Regions from separate parts of the Homo sapiens genome. Here region 1 is linked to region 2. Evidence: chromatin contacts called from ENCODE Hi-C or POLR2A ChIA-PET data. All regions are on one chromosome and are shown on one strand. Each heading gives the region's core, a stretch centred on a gene start or an enhancer-like site at or near the end of the contact. The rest is flanking DNA. Distances are from core to core; before and after follow the strand shown. Region 1 holds the start of LOC102723530 (a long non-coding RNA gene). Region 2 overlaps BABAM2 (BRISC and BRCA1 A complex member 2).

Region 1 (7,014 bases), core at 805-3,304, 170 kb after region 2:
TATCTTATTGTCATGATTACAATAGCTTTACAGCAAGTTCTAATTCAGGTAGTGAAGACGGATGCTCCATGGGGTACTGCATATACATATTTTGTTCTTGTTGTTTTGTTTTGTTGAGACAGGGTCCCACTCTGTTGCCCAGGCTGGAGTGCAGTGGGATGATCATAGCTCACTGCAGCCTTGACCTCCAAGGCTCAAACGATCCTCCTGCCTCAGCACCCCAAATAGCTGGAACTACAGATGCACACCACCGTAGCTGGCTAATTTTTGTATATTTTTAGAGATGGGGTTTCGCCATGTTGCCAGGCTGGTCTTGAACTTCCGGGCTCTAGCAATCTACCCGCTTTGGCCTCCCAAAGTGCTGGGATTACAGGCATGAGCCACTGTGCCCAGCCTGTGCAGCATATTTTTGAAATATCAGCCCATTCCTCCCAGTATTTATTCTTTGCCCTTTTCACCACCAGTTCTGAGCTGATTACCAAGGGGGAAGTGGATATAACAGGATACAAGGCAGAAAAAAGGGGTGCCTTTCTGGCTTTGGTTTCAAAGCCCAAGTCCTAAAAGGAACAGAGTCACAAAGTTTGGAGAAAACAGATGATAGAGAGCAGCTCCCACTCCCGCTTCCAGCCAACCACCCTTCTAAGACTAGAGAAAAATCCCCTAGGTGGGGAGGAGAGAGAAGAACGGGAGGGAATTAGAGAGCAGCTCCGCACCCCTATATCTTGGGTTAGGGTCTCAGGAGCCAGCCAGATCTCACAGAGGGGACAGACAAGGCTTGTAGAGCCTCCCCTGGCTCTGATCAGTGCGGGAGCAGCAGCATGAATTCTAGACCCTTAGTATGACCCGGAGAGAGGTGCACACTGAAGGATCTGTAAGATCAGAACAGCAGCCATCCCAGCAGAGGCCTGCATGAGGAAAGTCTCCCCAATTCCTTAGCTCTTGGTGAACCTCCTAGAAAATCACTCCCAACACTGAGAAGAGTGAGCAGGAAAACCTGCATTGACTGGGTAATTTTCTGCCATTCTGGTGGTGAGGTATCTCATCTGAGTTATAGGAAGGGAAAGAAGGTAATATTTTTTGAACATCTGAGTTAGTTACTTAAGGTTTATTCCAGCTTTATATGGAACTTCTAACACCCTACATTTTAAGGACTAAGCCTAATGTTAATACAGAGTGGTGATGAGGAGGGAACCACCCATTCCGCTGGGAGAGGAGCTGGTGGGGAGGAACTGGGAGAGCCTGGGCCAGTAGGCTTCCCTGCCTCACTTATTCTCAGCCCTGTGTTTGGGATATCACAGTGCCATCAAGCAACTCAGCTTCATAATGGGTTCCTCTGAGTTCTATTCCTCTGTCCTGCAATGCTTTAATCAAGTCCTGCCTCTTGATGCGTCACTTTCATCTTGAGCAACTCAACGGACATTCAGTCCTCAAGATCTGCATGGAGCAAAGTTTGAGGGTAAGCCCCATCTCTCACACAGCAGTGACTATTTGGGAAGCTAAGGCTCCAAGTGAGGACACTGTCTTGTGCCGGGTGCAGAGGACATTGAGGTGGGGCTGCCTCATGCTTCACAGTCCTAGCGTTATTTTCCATGCCATCTGTGTTCTGACTAAACCCACTTTAGGTATGGGGAAACTGATGCTTCAGCCCTATTTATTGCATGCCAGGAAAGTCTAGTTCGCATGTTGTTTTGCTTATGTTAGCATGTTCACCTTGCACAGTAACTCCAAGAATGTAAAAAAGACACTTCAAAATGCATTGAATAAATACCTTCCTTTGCTGTGATCCCATGTCCACCAAATGTTCTGAAATGAGACACATGGAAAATGGAAAACAGACCAAAAATATTTGCTTGACTGACATTGTGGATTAGGGTGTCCACGAGAGTATAAACACACACACCCACTACACACACACACCCACTACACACACGCACCCTGCAGAGTGGGCCCCAGGATTAGGGACCTTCCACAGCAACCAACGCTGGCTGCCAATTTCAGAGCTGCCCCTGGGCCTGGCTCTGCTGGATTGAGGCCAGGAGTGCCTGGGTCTGAGGAATGCACTCACCTGGAGCTCAGAAGGAGCCCCTGCACCCTCTACCTGGGCAGCCCAGAAAGGTGTTGGGGCTGTCACTCCACACTGAGAGGGCATCACCACTCAGGGGCTTGGAAGAAGGGGGAATGGGTCAGGACTTTTAGTTCATTGCTAAATGAAGCCTAACTCCCCTCTGGGGTCCTGTGGCCTGGACCCCTGGTGCAGGTCCGCGGTGGCCTTGCTCAAGGGAGCACTGAACTCATTCACCCTCCCAGCAGTCAAACCATGACACGCAAGAGCCTCTTACTCATCCCGAAGTCATCAGTCATGTTTCCAAGAGTGTGAGTAATTCAGGGAGGGAGGGAGAGAGGGCTCCAGCTGGGGGTGGGATGATGCTGAAGAGGTGATGTGGCCCAGAAGGAGCCCTAATTCTTCTTACTCCAAAGCTGGAAATGCTCTTCTTTTTGAGAAGAGATGTCTCCTTAATCTGCTCCCAATGGGGTGTGTGTGTGTGTGTGTGTGTGTGTGTGTGTGTGTGTGTGTGTGTATGTGTAGAATACTGGCAGCTTAAAGAAACTGGAAACCAAAGCAACAAGGACTTCTCCCTTCATTCCCAGGAGCTGAGAAGGTGTGCTGGCTCAGAGGACGGAGGCCAAGTGGGCACTTTTTTTACTTATTAATAAAATATACATTCAGACAGGGCACAGTAGCTCAAGCCTGTAATCCCAGCACTTAGGGAGGCCGAAGCGGAAGGATCGCTTGAGCCCAGGAGTTTGAGACTAGTCTGGGCAACATAGTGAGACCCTAGCCCTAAAAAAAATTGAAAAATTAGCTGGGGGTGGTGGCACACAACTGTGGTCCCAGCTACTCAGGAGGCTGAGGTGGGAGGATTGCTTGAGCCCAGCTGGTCAAGGTTGCAGTGAGCCATGATTGTGCCACTGCACTCCAGCCTGGGTGACACAGTGAGACTCTGTCTCAACTACAATGCAATACAATAAAGTATGTACTCATATTTGCCCAGCACTTTATTCCATTTTGAGCCTTTGAGGGGAACAAGTTAGGTATTGTTATCTCCATTTTATAGCCAAGGAACTGAAGCTCAGGGCAGTCATGTAAGCTGCTAGTGTCCTATCACAGGCAACTATTGGAGCTGGGATTTGAACCCAGGTCCCTTAATGACTAGTCCAGCCCCTACATCCCTGAACTGTGAGGGCTTCCTCTAAACAGAGGGCTCTGTTAGCCTTTCGACTTGTTTTCTATCCAAGATCATCTTTCAGCAAGTGGGCTCAGCCTGGACCCAACAATTGTCCCTTGCCTTCCTAGACCACACTCTTACAGAGGTCCTGGCCGTGGGTACTCCTGGGGGATGCTCAGTTCCAGGTCACTTTCCCCTCCTCCTAGCCTGGGACTTGACCCAGGAGAGCTGGCTGCCTTCAGAGGAGAACCTTTTCCAAGGAAGTCACAGGGGAGAGAGCCAGGGGAACCCCGGTAGGATGGAGAGTCTGTGGGTGGGTCTGCCCAGACAGTGGGAGTTGACCAAGCATCAGCTCCCAAGAGGCCCAAGCCTAAGGAGTTAAGTACTAGCAGTCAGGCATTTTGGCTATGGATTGGCTGAGGGACCTGACCTCTAACCCTGTGTCTTCCTTTCTTGCGTTTCCCAGCCCACTTCTTCCCATAGAGCCATGAGAAGACATCCTTGGTTCACTGGAGGAGGAAACCCTGCAGGAAACACACCTGGGAAAATAACTCCCATTTCGAGGCAGAAATGATTATTCTCAGTATATTGATGAGGAAACTGAGGCTTTGGAGGTTACATAACTCAGGCTATACCACCCAGCTAGTGAAGGGGGCAGAACAAGAGTTCAGATCTGATGGTGTGGTGGCCATTTCACCAAATCATCCTGCCTTAGAAAACCTGCAACAGCCCAGAACAGGCACCTCGACCACCTCACTGCAGACGCTAACCTCAGATGGTGACCAAAGAGAAAGCCTGACATGGGAAAATGACTTGAGATCAGAGGCTACATTGAGCTGTATTGTGCGCCCCACTCCTCCAAATGTATATGTTGAAGTCCTAACCCCCCAGAACCTCAGAATGCAACTGTATTTGGAGACAGGGTCTTTAAAGAGGTAATTAAGTTAACATGATGTCATTGGGGGGGACTAAATTAAATGTAACTGGTGTCCTTACAAGAAGTGATTAGAACCAAACAGACACAGGGGGAAGACCATGGGCAGACACAGCAAGATGGCAGCCATCTCCAAGCCAAAGAGAGAGGACTTAAAAGAAAGGACCCCTGCTGGCCCCTGTCAGTCTTCCAGCCTCCAGAATTGTGCAAGTATAAATTTCTGTTGTTGAAGCCACCTGATGTACAGTATTCTCTTCTGACAGCCTCAGCAAACTCATTCAGAGCCCCTTAAAAAATCATCTCTGTCCCCAGTTCCTGCACACAGTAGGCACCGAATCCACATTTGTTAACTGGCTGAAGGAAGTGCCATGAACGCTGGGCTCTCCAATAGGTGGAGAAGATTCAAATTTTGATTTTTGCAACCAGCCTCCTTCCTCTTGTTGAAACTTCCTGTTTCTGAGGAATAGAGATTTTACAGATCCCAGAGGGCATCCAGTAAACCCAGCAGCTATTACCAAATAATTCTGGTTTTGATGATCTCAGTGAGTATGAATCAGAAGCAAGCAGACTTGCGTTTCTTTTGAAATATACCCAAGGTTAAACGTTAGAGGAAGAAGCAAAAACATATCGGAAAATGTATTGCTAGCAAGGAACTATTTGTGTTGTTGGTGCCCAAGGCCTGATGAGATGGGCTTTCCTTCCTTCTGTGTGGAGCAGAACCTGGTGAAGGCTTGAGTGACCAACGTTGTTGCTGCTCGGGCCAAAGCAACCTCTTCCTGTCCAAGTGCCCATCCTCACGGTTCTCACCTGGATCTCTTATTTGAAAAAGAGAATTCCAGGGTTGAGGGTGCCTCCTGGAGCCCTCATCATCCAGGTGACTGCTGTGGCCTGGAGGAGGTCCTGGCCCTTGTAGAAGGGCACCCTGGTGGAATAGGAAGGTTTGGGATAGGAAGAGAGTATGGGGTCCACACAGCTACAAGCCAGGGTCCTGCAATGGGATCAAACAGGGCATGGGTAAGATGGTTGAGGCTGGGGTGGTGTCAGGTCACCATGAAGCCGGGCTGCTTTTAGGGGCATCACTTGGAACAGGCAGCATTCGGGCAGGGGCTGTAAAACACTTTGGAAATTGGAGTTCGAGCAGGAGCTCCTAGGGAGGACTTGTGGTGCAAGGGAGGGCTTGGAATTAAGTGGGAAGAGCCCAGACAACCCTGGCTTCTGCTTCTGGCTCTGCCACATGCTAGCCGAGGGGCCTGGCAAGCTCTGTCCTCTAGAGAACCTCAATCTCTCCATCGTCAGGGGACACTGGGCCACCTTCGAGGATCAATGGGGTTCTGGAGAAAAGGAGTGGCATGGGATGATGTGCGAAAAAACCTCCAGCCCAGGCAGGACACTGGTAAGGGCTGGAGCCAGGCACGGGTCTGTCAGGGTGGGACTTGGCCATCGCACGCTCAGGGGTTCCTCTCCCAAGAAGGGGGAATGTGGCCAGGAGCCCCAGGGTTGGTGCCTTCAGGATCCTCAGGGCCTGCAGGGCAGCAGCTCAGATTCTTTAGGAAGTGGCTGCCCCTCCCTCCTCAAAGCCATTTCTCTCCCTTCACCATCTCAGGAACTTCTTGCACTTCCCCAAACGTTCCCGAGCCCCCACCTCCATGCCTTCCTGCACGATGCTCTTCCCGCGGCCTGAAACTCCCTTCCCTTCCCATGTCTGGCTTCTGCCTACTCCTCCCACACGATTATCTCAGATATCTCTCCCCACCCCGCGTCTTCTCCCAGGGAGTCTTTCCTGACCACTCCCTCTGCATGGAGCCTGGCTGTCTGTGTCTGTCTGTCTGTCCATCCATCTGTCAGCCATGCCTCTGGCCTCCTGCCACACCTCCCTCTCCCGGTGCCCACCCACACCCTGCAGTGGAACTCTATTTCCCCTCTGGACCATGAGCTCCCGGGCCCTGGCCCTGATCTTCCCTCTCAGGGGCCTAGTCCAGGGTCTGAAACATAATAACAGCTCAATAAATGAGTGTCAAAACAATTACTGGCTTACTCAATGAATGACTTCTGAATACAGGGCCCACTTCTACAAATGAGTCACAAGTCTGAGCCACCGTGCCCTGCCCCCACCCACTGACCCCAGTGAAACCCTCCCTGTGATGACATCATCATTACCTTGAATTCTCAGAATCACCGGTGCCTTCTATCTTCTCCTTTTACTCTACCTGCTTCTAAATCCCCCTCCTCCTCCTTCTTTCCCCCTCCTCTGGGGGCAGCACATCTAAATAAGGTAGTGTTCCTTCCGGGCTGTGAATTATCAGGATTTTCATCTAGTGACTCGGGAAATTGTGAGACAGAATCAGGAAGTCGATCCCCAAGTGCTGGACAAGGAGATGCGATGCCAGTTGGCCCCTGGTGCTCTGGAGTTAACTGAGTAGGAGACTGGGAGGACCTAGGTAGGGAAGGAGGAGGCTTGAGCTGAGGAGAATGGGTATGGGGTGTGGGAAACTGGCGGGGTTGGGCTCCTTACAGACTGCACAGGCCAAGGCATCCCTGGTCTGGCATGAAGGGAGAGGCCACTGCCCTGTCCCATACACTTGGCTGCCTAAGGTCCTTTGTGGGGAGGCAACCATCCTCCCCACACCCAACTTAGATGATCAGGAAGGAGCCCACCCAGGGAACATCCCTGCCTCTCATCTCATCTTCTCTCCTGTGACTCCTCCTGTCTTTTTCCCTAAATGTCATGGAGGTGTTTCTGGCACAAGTAGTGAGGAGCTGGCCAACCAGAGCATGCCCCGGGGTCACTGCCATTTTCATGTCATACCCTTTTCATGAAGAAATAAATTAGGACCCTGCTTCTGGAAAACTGAT
Region 2 (6,835 bases), core at 4,272-6,771:
CTTGGGTAAAATGTTCCCTTCTCATACAGCAAACCTTTTGTAAAAGGGAAACAGACTCCATCCAAACTGGGTGGTAACTGGAGATAAAGGCAGGCCACTCCTGTTTGAATGTTTGTCATTTTGATGAGGATTTTGTTTAACAAGGTTTCTACCTTATCTGTCTTCTTTCAGATTTACAGCTCCAGAGCCCATAAAAGGGAGGCCACAGATGTGAACATGGGCTGTGGAAAGATTAGAAACAAACTGAGGCTATTCAATAGAAATAATCTTGAGATATTTTGGATTTTTTCTTGTCATTTTTTTTTTTTTACATTGACAATGACATCAGGAGCTCTAATAGTATTTGACTGATAGTACTTAGTAGTACTTGGCCAACTATACATATTAGGAAAATGCTGGAAGGCATATTGTCTTGACATTATTTATAGCCTGTGTTCTATTTCCTTTACTCTATGCTGAGAAACAGGGTTAAGCCTATTATTATAATTTTATTAGAAATTATTTTATTGAACACCTGTTGGGCCAAACACTGTATCAGGTACTTGAATAAGATATGGTCCCTCCCTCATGAAATTTTTTTTTTAAGAGACAGGGTCTTGCTCTTTGACACAGGTTGGAGTATAGTGGTGCAATCATAGCTCACTGCTGCCTCAAACTCCTAGACTCAAGCCATCCTCCTGCCTCAGTCTCCTGAGTAGCTGTGGTTACAGGCACGTCCCAGCACACCTAGCTGATTTTTTATTTTTTGTAGAGACAGGGTTTTGCTTTGTTGCCCAGACTGGTCTCAAACTCCTGGCTTCAAGCATTCATCCTGCCACAGCCTCCCAAAGTGCTGGGATTACAGGCATGAGCCACTTTGCCTGGCCCCTCATGAAACTTAAAATTAAATTATCTCTTTAAAAAGGAGCAGGCCTAGGAACAAGCTCTTTAAGTAGTGGTGTCTGGCACCTATGTGCACACTCTGTGTGGTCTTTATGTTTTGGAGAGAGTTATGGCTGCTGCTGCTATTGGTCGTGTATTTGACTGTACCTGAACCACATACCACCTTCGTCTTTCCTGAACCAAGAGTCGACCTGCTGTTCACCCAGATGGCATGACTATTCCTTCAGTCTGTTGCTATCTTCTGCTGTTTCTACAGAAGAGCCTCAGCCCTGAATCCAGATCACACTAATAGTTGTTATTTATGAAACACTGCAACATAAAAGTCATGATTGCCGTTCTATAGCAGAGAGGTTTAGTGACTTGCCTAAGATCCCACAGGTGGTAAATGCAGAACCAAATTTAAACCAGTTCTCAAATGTCCAAATTCAAATGCAGCTCTTTCTCTTCTGCCTTGCTTTATCTTACTCACACAGTGATGTAATGCTAGTGTTTCTTGATCCTTATACTGATATGATCTTGCCCTCTTCCCTGGGATTCAGGAGGCAGGTCTACATGAGATGCAGGCACACCGAGTTAATGTGTACAGAATATGTTCCAGAGCCTTGGAGAAACAAAAGGCTATAGCGTGTCTTATTTGGTTCTTCCCAGTTTGGAAGATAGCTGTCCATAAGCACATAGCTAGCTCTCAGTGGGATGTCTAAGGTGTTTGGCAGTGTTTGAGATAAAAGGAGGCAGCTGCTTCACATATATGGACGTCTTCAGAAGCACACAGGTGTAAGGTCTTAGGATTTTCACCCAGCATCCCAAATAGAGGAGATTTTTGTAAATGCAAGGTGGTCGAGTGTGTTTGATTTGATTAGGCCTCAGGCTGGACAAGAGCCACTACCTCCCACCCAGGCAACTTCCTGCTGCACCCTGGATTTGTTCCTTCAAGGATTCCCCAGCCAGTCAGTGAACCAACATGATTTCCTCTCCTCGTGGCCTGGGCCCTCACAGGGACAGCTGTGCTTCCAATTCCAGTGACATGACTCTGTCACAGTCTTCAAATAATTTCTAGTTTTCTTTTTCAAAGAAAGAAATTTTGAGAGCTCTGTCCACACATTGTAAAGGAAACAACCCTCTTAAATATCCATGCCCTTTACAGTGAATATTCCATTGACATATTAAACCAGAGGCAGTCTCATGATTTTGAAAAGGATTTTGGATAAATATAGAAGGCATGTATCACCCCAAATCCATCCTTTATGGAGTCATTACTTAAAAGGGAAAGGGCCAACCAGGCAGGTTAACAATATGGTACAATACAGAAAGACTCTGCTTATCAGTTTCAAAATTGTACATTTAAAACAAGTTCTCAAGTTTCAGTTTCATTTTATGTATGCATTTATGCTCAAGCTTGGTAATTACCCTCAGCTCATGACATTTATACCAATCAGTAATGTTTAATTATCCCAGATGATTACTCCGTCAGTTCTAGGCACATGGTGGAATGTAGAGGTGGTTCCTACCTTCAAGAGCATTAACTTTCAGTTGGCATGTGTGGAGAGATGTGGTAGATACAAATACATTTTGGAAGGGGAGGGGAAGGAGAGTTATGTTGGCTGGTAGAGAATTGGGAGAATTCTTTTGGGAAAGCATCCAAGAGGAGGTGGTTTTAAGATTCCACTTTGGAGGCTGGGAATGATGAAGAGGAGACAAAAGATTCCTTCTGGGATTTAGACCAGCTTACTGTTCAAAAAGCAACAATGAAGGTCTGTGACCATAATATGTTCAGAACTTCAATTCAAAGGACAAATAGAAATCAAACACTTATCCATGAAAAAGTTGTAAAAACTAAATTAAATATCAAGTTTTTTGTTTTAGGTTTAGAAATGTGGTTGCTGGGTGTAATAATTTGGACATGTCATGGGAAAATGATCCTTTAGGCAAAATCCTTTAAAACTTGTAGCTTTGAGGAGGAAAGTGGAGTAGTGATGGAACCCCACATAACAAAAGGGACAGCCTGTTGCTTAGGCAAAGGCTGCAAGATAAGAGGAACGCGAACTGGCTCAACTCAAGGATTCAGACCTTGGTGTAATTCAGAACAGTCAAATGAAGGTGACTTCAGACTTCTGTGAAGCTCACTTTTGCTCCAAAGAGTGGTGGGAGCATAGCAGAAAGTCAAGAATTGGACAGAACTTTTTCAGTTTGACTGAAGACTCAGCGGGGCTCCACGTAAACCAACAGTTATTGAGCCTGTCCCATCCCAGAGGTACAGGATAATGCAAGATGGTCCCTGCTGTCAAGCTGCTCATTGCCTGGCAGGGAAGTTTCTGAGACCAAGAAAGCCCACAGTGGGATAGGGACTTCCGAGGGTTCTGTGGGAATCAGAAGGGAGCACCTCCCTCTGCGTGAGGGAGCTGGGGAAGGCTTGACAGAGAGGCCATTGAACTGGGGACTGACGTGGCTGGGACGACATGTGGAGGGATACAGGTTTGGGAAATGGAGAGGCTGGGATCTGTCTCACTGGAGGAGGGCAAGTGCAGGAAGTCATCCATGGCCACACTGCTTGCAGCCAGTCTTCTGGAATGCCGTGGAACTTTCTTACTCTGGCTGTGAAGGGTAAAAATAAGAGCTAGCACAGGCACATGGAGCTGATACGACGTCCCTGTTTAGGGCACAGTTCTTACCCAATTCCACGGACCGAACATTTTCTGCTCCATCCAGCTTTTAATGGCAGACCAGTTTCTATGAACTGAGGCTTCAGCCCTTGGAATGATGTCTCATTTGCCCGTCTCTTTTCTCCTTCTTAACCACTTAGGTACCACATTGTACAGTGCAGTGGGTGCAGTGGTTCATGCCCTGACTACGTCAGAACCCCTGAGAGCCTTGGCAGATTCTGAGGACTGAGCACCTCCTGCCTTTCTTCTCTTCTCTCCTCTCCCTGTTCCACTGTTCAATCTGAAAGGGGTTAGGGAGGATTGGTTGCTGAACTTGTGTGGTTTTAATAAAATAGCTTCAGGCCAGGCCCAGTGGCTCACGCCTCTAATCCCAGCACTTTGGGAGGCCGAGGTGGGAGGATCACTTGAGGTCAGGAGTTCGAGACCAGCCTGGCCAACATAGTGAAACCCCGTGTCTACTAAAAATACAAAAATTAGCTGCATGTAGTGGCATGGACTTGTAGTCCCAGCTTCTTGGGAGGATGAGGTACGAGAATTGCTTGAACCTGGGAGGCAGAGGTTGCAGTGAGCCGAGATTATACCACTGCACTCCAGCCTGGGCAACAGAGCAAGACTGTCTCCAAAAAAAATAAAAAATAAAACAGCTTCATGGGTAAATCTGATACCCAGCAAGTGTGGAGGCTACACAGGCAGTCAAAGGAGCACCCATCTTAGTCAGGAAACTGGGTTAACTTCTCAGCCTCACCACGCAGTGGCTCCGAGATTCAGCTTCCTCGTCTGTGAAATGAGATTGACACTTACCCTGCCTAGCTCATGGAGGTTTGTGAGGATTAAATCACATGAAAGCAAAGGGGAAGGCGTCATGTGCTATAGAAATGCAAGGTGTTACTCATTCCTGTGTTTGCCACTCCCGTGCCTTCACCCTTGCTTATAACCTGTCACCTCCAGGACTAGCTCACTGGCCAGCTGGTTTGTCTGTGGCTCTTGGGCCTTGCCACCACATTAATCATTTCAAGACACCACCTTTATCTGGCGGCCTTCCCCAGTAGACAGGCTCACCTTCCCCATCCAGCTTTCTCTCCCACTCAGCCTTGGCCTCTTTGTTGACCCTTCTTGCTTTTTCTCCTTGACCTCCTCATCTTTCTTGCACCATTTCTTAAAAGCTGTCTTCAGCTTCACTGTCTAACCGAGCACTCCCACCTGAATAACACTTGATCCAAATAACGTAATTATGAGATCTGTTATCTTGAATGGTTCCTTAATTGTCATATGTATTTGCTTCATTATTCTGCTTAATTTGCTTACTGAGGTCCAGGACTAAATCTAAACCATGTTTTGTTTTGTTTTTTGAGACAGAATCTCATTCTGTTGTCAGGACCAGAATGCAGTGGTGCGATCTTGGCTCACTGCAGCCTTAACCTCCTAGACTCAGGCAATCCTCCCACCTCAACCCCCTATGCCAGTAGCTGGGACTACAGGTGCACCCACCATGCCCAGCTAATTTTTTGTGTTTTTAGTAGAGACAGGGTTTTGCCATGTTGCCCAGGCTTCTAAACCATGTTTTAACTCTTTGTTATGCACAGCGCCTGGCCCGGTGTTAGGCACTAGACAAGAGCTCAGTAACCACTTGCTGAAATGGGAGAGCTGAGTGGTCAGAGCACCTTGAAGTCTGTGTAGCACTTGCATGTACAGTGTCCCTTTTCATCGTCACAGCCCTGAGAGGTAAATGGTGTGACTCTTCCCATTTTGCAAATGAGAAAAGAGAAACTTAGGAGAGGTTATGTAACATCAACTTTGTGGGCTGAGGCTGAGTGAAGACCTCGCAGAAGAGACCAGACCCAGCATGCTCCAGTAGCTCCACTGCAGGGGGTGGCTGCTTACGAGGACAGAGAGCAGAATTCAGACGACTCCAGCTGACCTACTTGGTGCAAGTCAAGTGAATACTAGTCGGGAGGGATTAGATGACTCAGCCTCTGCCTTCGTTGGAGTCAGGAAGTAGGCTTTGCAGTCCATTTCCTGGGGAATTTTCAGATGGACCAGTGATTTCATTTTCCTCTTCTAAAGCACCCCCATGCACAGGGAAAGGTTGTTCACGTGGCCATTTGGATGAAGCCAACGGATCTGATGTCTTAAAGGAGAAGCTGAAACAGCAGTGGAAACTTTCTAGGCCTGTTGGTATTAGTAATTTCATTCCTGGCCAAACATGAATGAGAAATCCTTCTAGTCCACTTTGACTGAGGCTAGAGTGTGGATTAACAGTGCTTTGATATTTCAGTATTGCTGCCCAGGTTGTGAAGGTATAAGCCTCATGCAGGTCACCTGCTCTTGCCTCCATTGTACCTATTGCCTAACTGGGATAGGCCTGGGGTGGGGCTGCTGAGAGCTGACAATGCCAGGCCAGGAAAGGCAAGCTAAAGACCAGCAGGCAGGCCTCGGGGTTGGAAAGCTACACAGTAAACGGGTGGAGTACCAAAGCTTAGTTGTGTGTCTAGAGAATTCAGGGTGTGGTGAGTGATCAGCTCCTGGAAGAGCAAAGATTAGTATTTAATACATATGCATTTATTAGCGTGGCTGGGTCTCTCGTCAAAAATGTCATAATTTCACAGATCAGGATTTTAAAGCAAATAGAATTATTGATATATATCTCTTCCAACAGCCAATAAACATCCCGCAGAGAGGACAGCTTACGCATGGGCTCACACAAAGAAAATTGCAGAGTCTTTGCTTAAGCTACAGCCTGAAATATTAAAATTCTGATTTTCATGCGCTGTTAGAAATAGTTTTCAAAGAATTCCTTCCTCCAGCCCCATCACAACCCCTGCCCATGTGAGAGGTTAGGAGTAAATCATATGTTTTTTAAAACATTTGCTGAAACCTCCTCCCTTTTCCAAGTCTACCAAATTTTTATCTCAAAAAAAAAAAAAAGAAAGAAAGAAAAAAATGGGACTAATATGACAACAAGATTTTTACCTTCACAGTAAATAGTACAATTTAGCTGAGTAACTTGTGGAAGCTTGTTAGGTTGAAGTGACTCACTTGCGTAGATGAAGTTATTTTTAGAGATGTAATTTGTACTGTTTAGAAAAGAATAAAGAGATGGTAAAAGGCTAGATCGCTCATTATAGTTTACAGAGCTCATGAACCCAGCATCCATGCAAAAGATGACTAAGCAAGGGGTCGGTTGGTACTTTCTCTCAGAATTTTACAGATGTGAGTCATCCACTTTAGTCTGCAGACACAGCACCGAGATACCTGTGACTCAGCTCTCATTTAGAAAAAGCCCTAGAATTCAA

What was found. Hi-C counts contacts between places; a loop is a spot of excess contacts on that map. ChIA-PET counts read pairs that join two places held with the same protein, here RNA polymerase II (POLR2A). Pooled maps may share reads with other maps.
Region 1: a loop to region 2 is called in a pooled map, with 3 times the contacts of the local background. The contact joins two enhancer-like sites. A Hi-C loop is called at or near these places in 2 of 168 maps with a recorded cell type or tissue (PC-9 and natural killer cell) and 13 of 50 pooled maps. POLR2A ChIA-PET finds 5 or more read pairs at or near these places in 2 of 52 experiments (MCF 10A and activated CD4-positive, alpha-beta memory T cell).

What each region holds. Positions count from the first base shown.
Region 1 is chr2:28,443,722-28,450,735 of GRCh38, forward strand. LOC102723530 (a long non-coding RNA gene) reads right to left here and starts at 6,464. Exons shown (of 2, transcript NR_187669.1): 1 at 6,319-6,464; 2 at 3,042-5,083. Within about 2 kb of position 2,055, at least 3 of the 41 ENCODE cell types and tissues checked have a DNase peak (open chromatin) inside an H3K27ac peak, as active enhancers do.
Region 2 is chr2:28,269,555-28,276,389 of GRCh38, forward strand. The region is part of intron 10 of BABAM2 (BRISC and BRCA1 A complex member 2); the gene reads left to right. It overlaps LOC124907745 (a long non-coding RNA gene), which reads right to left. Exons shown (of 2, transcript XR_007086254.1): 1 at 1-6,835. Among named protein-coding and RNA genes, the nearest start is that of BABAM2-AS2, 37 kb to the right of the region's middle. RefSeq lists enhancers at 5,174-5,283, 5,882-6,835. Within about 2 kb of position 5,522, at least 17 of the 41 ENCODE cell types and tissues checked have a DNase peak (open chromatin) inside an H3K27ac peak, as active enhancers do.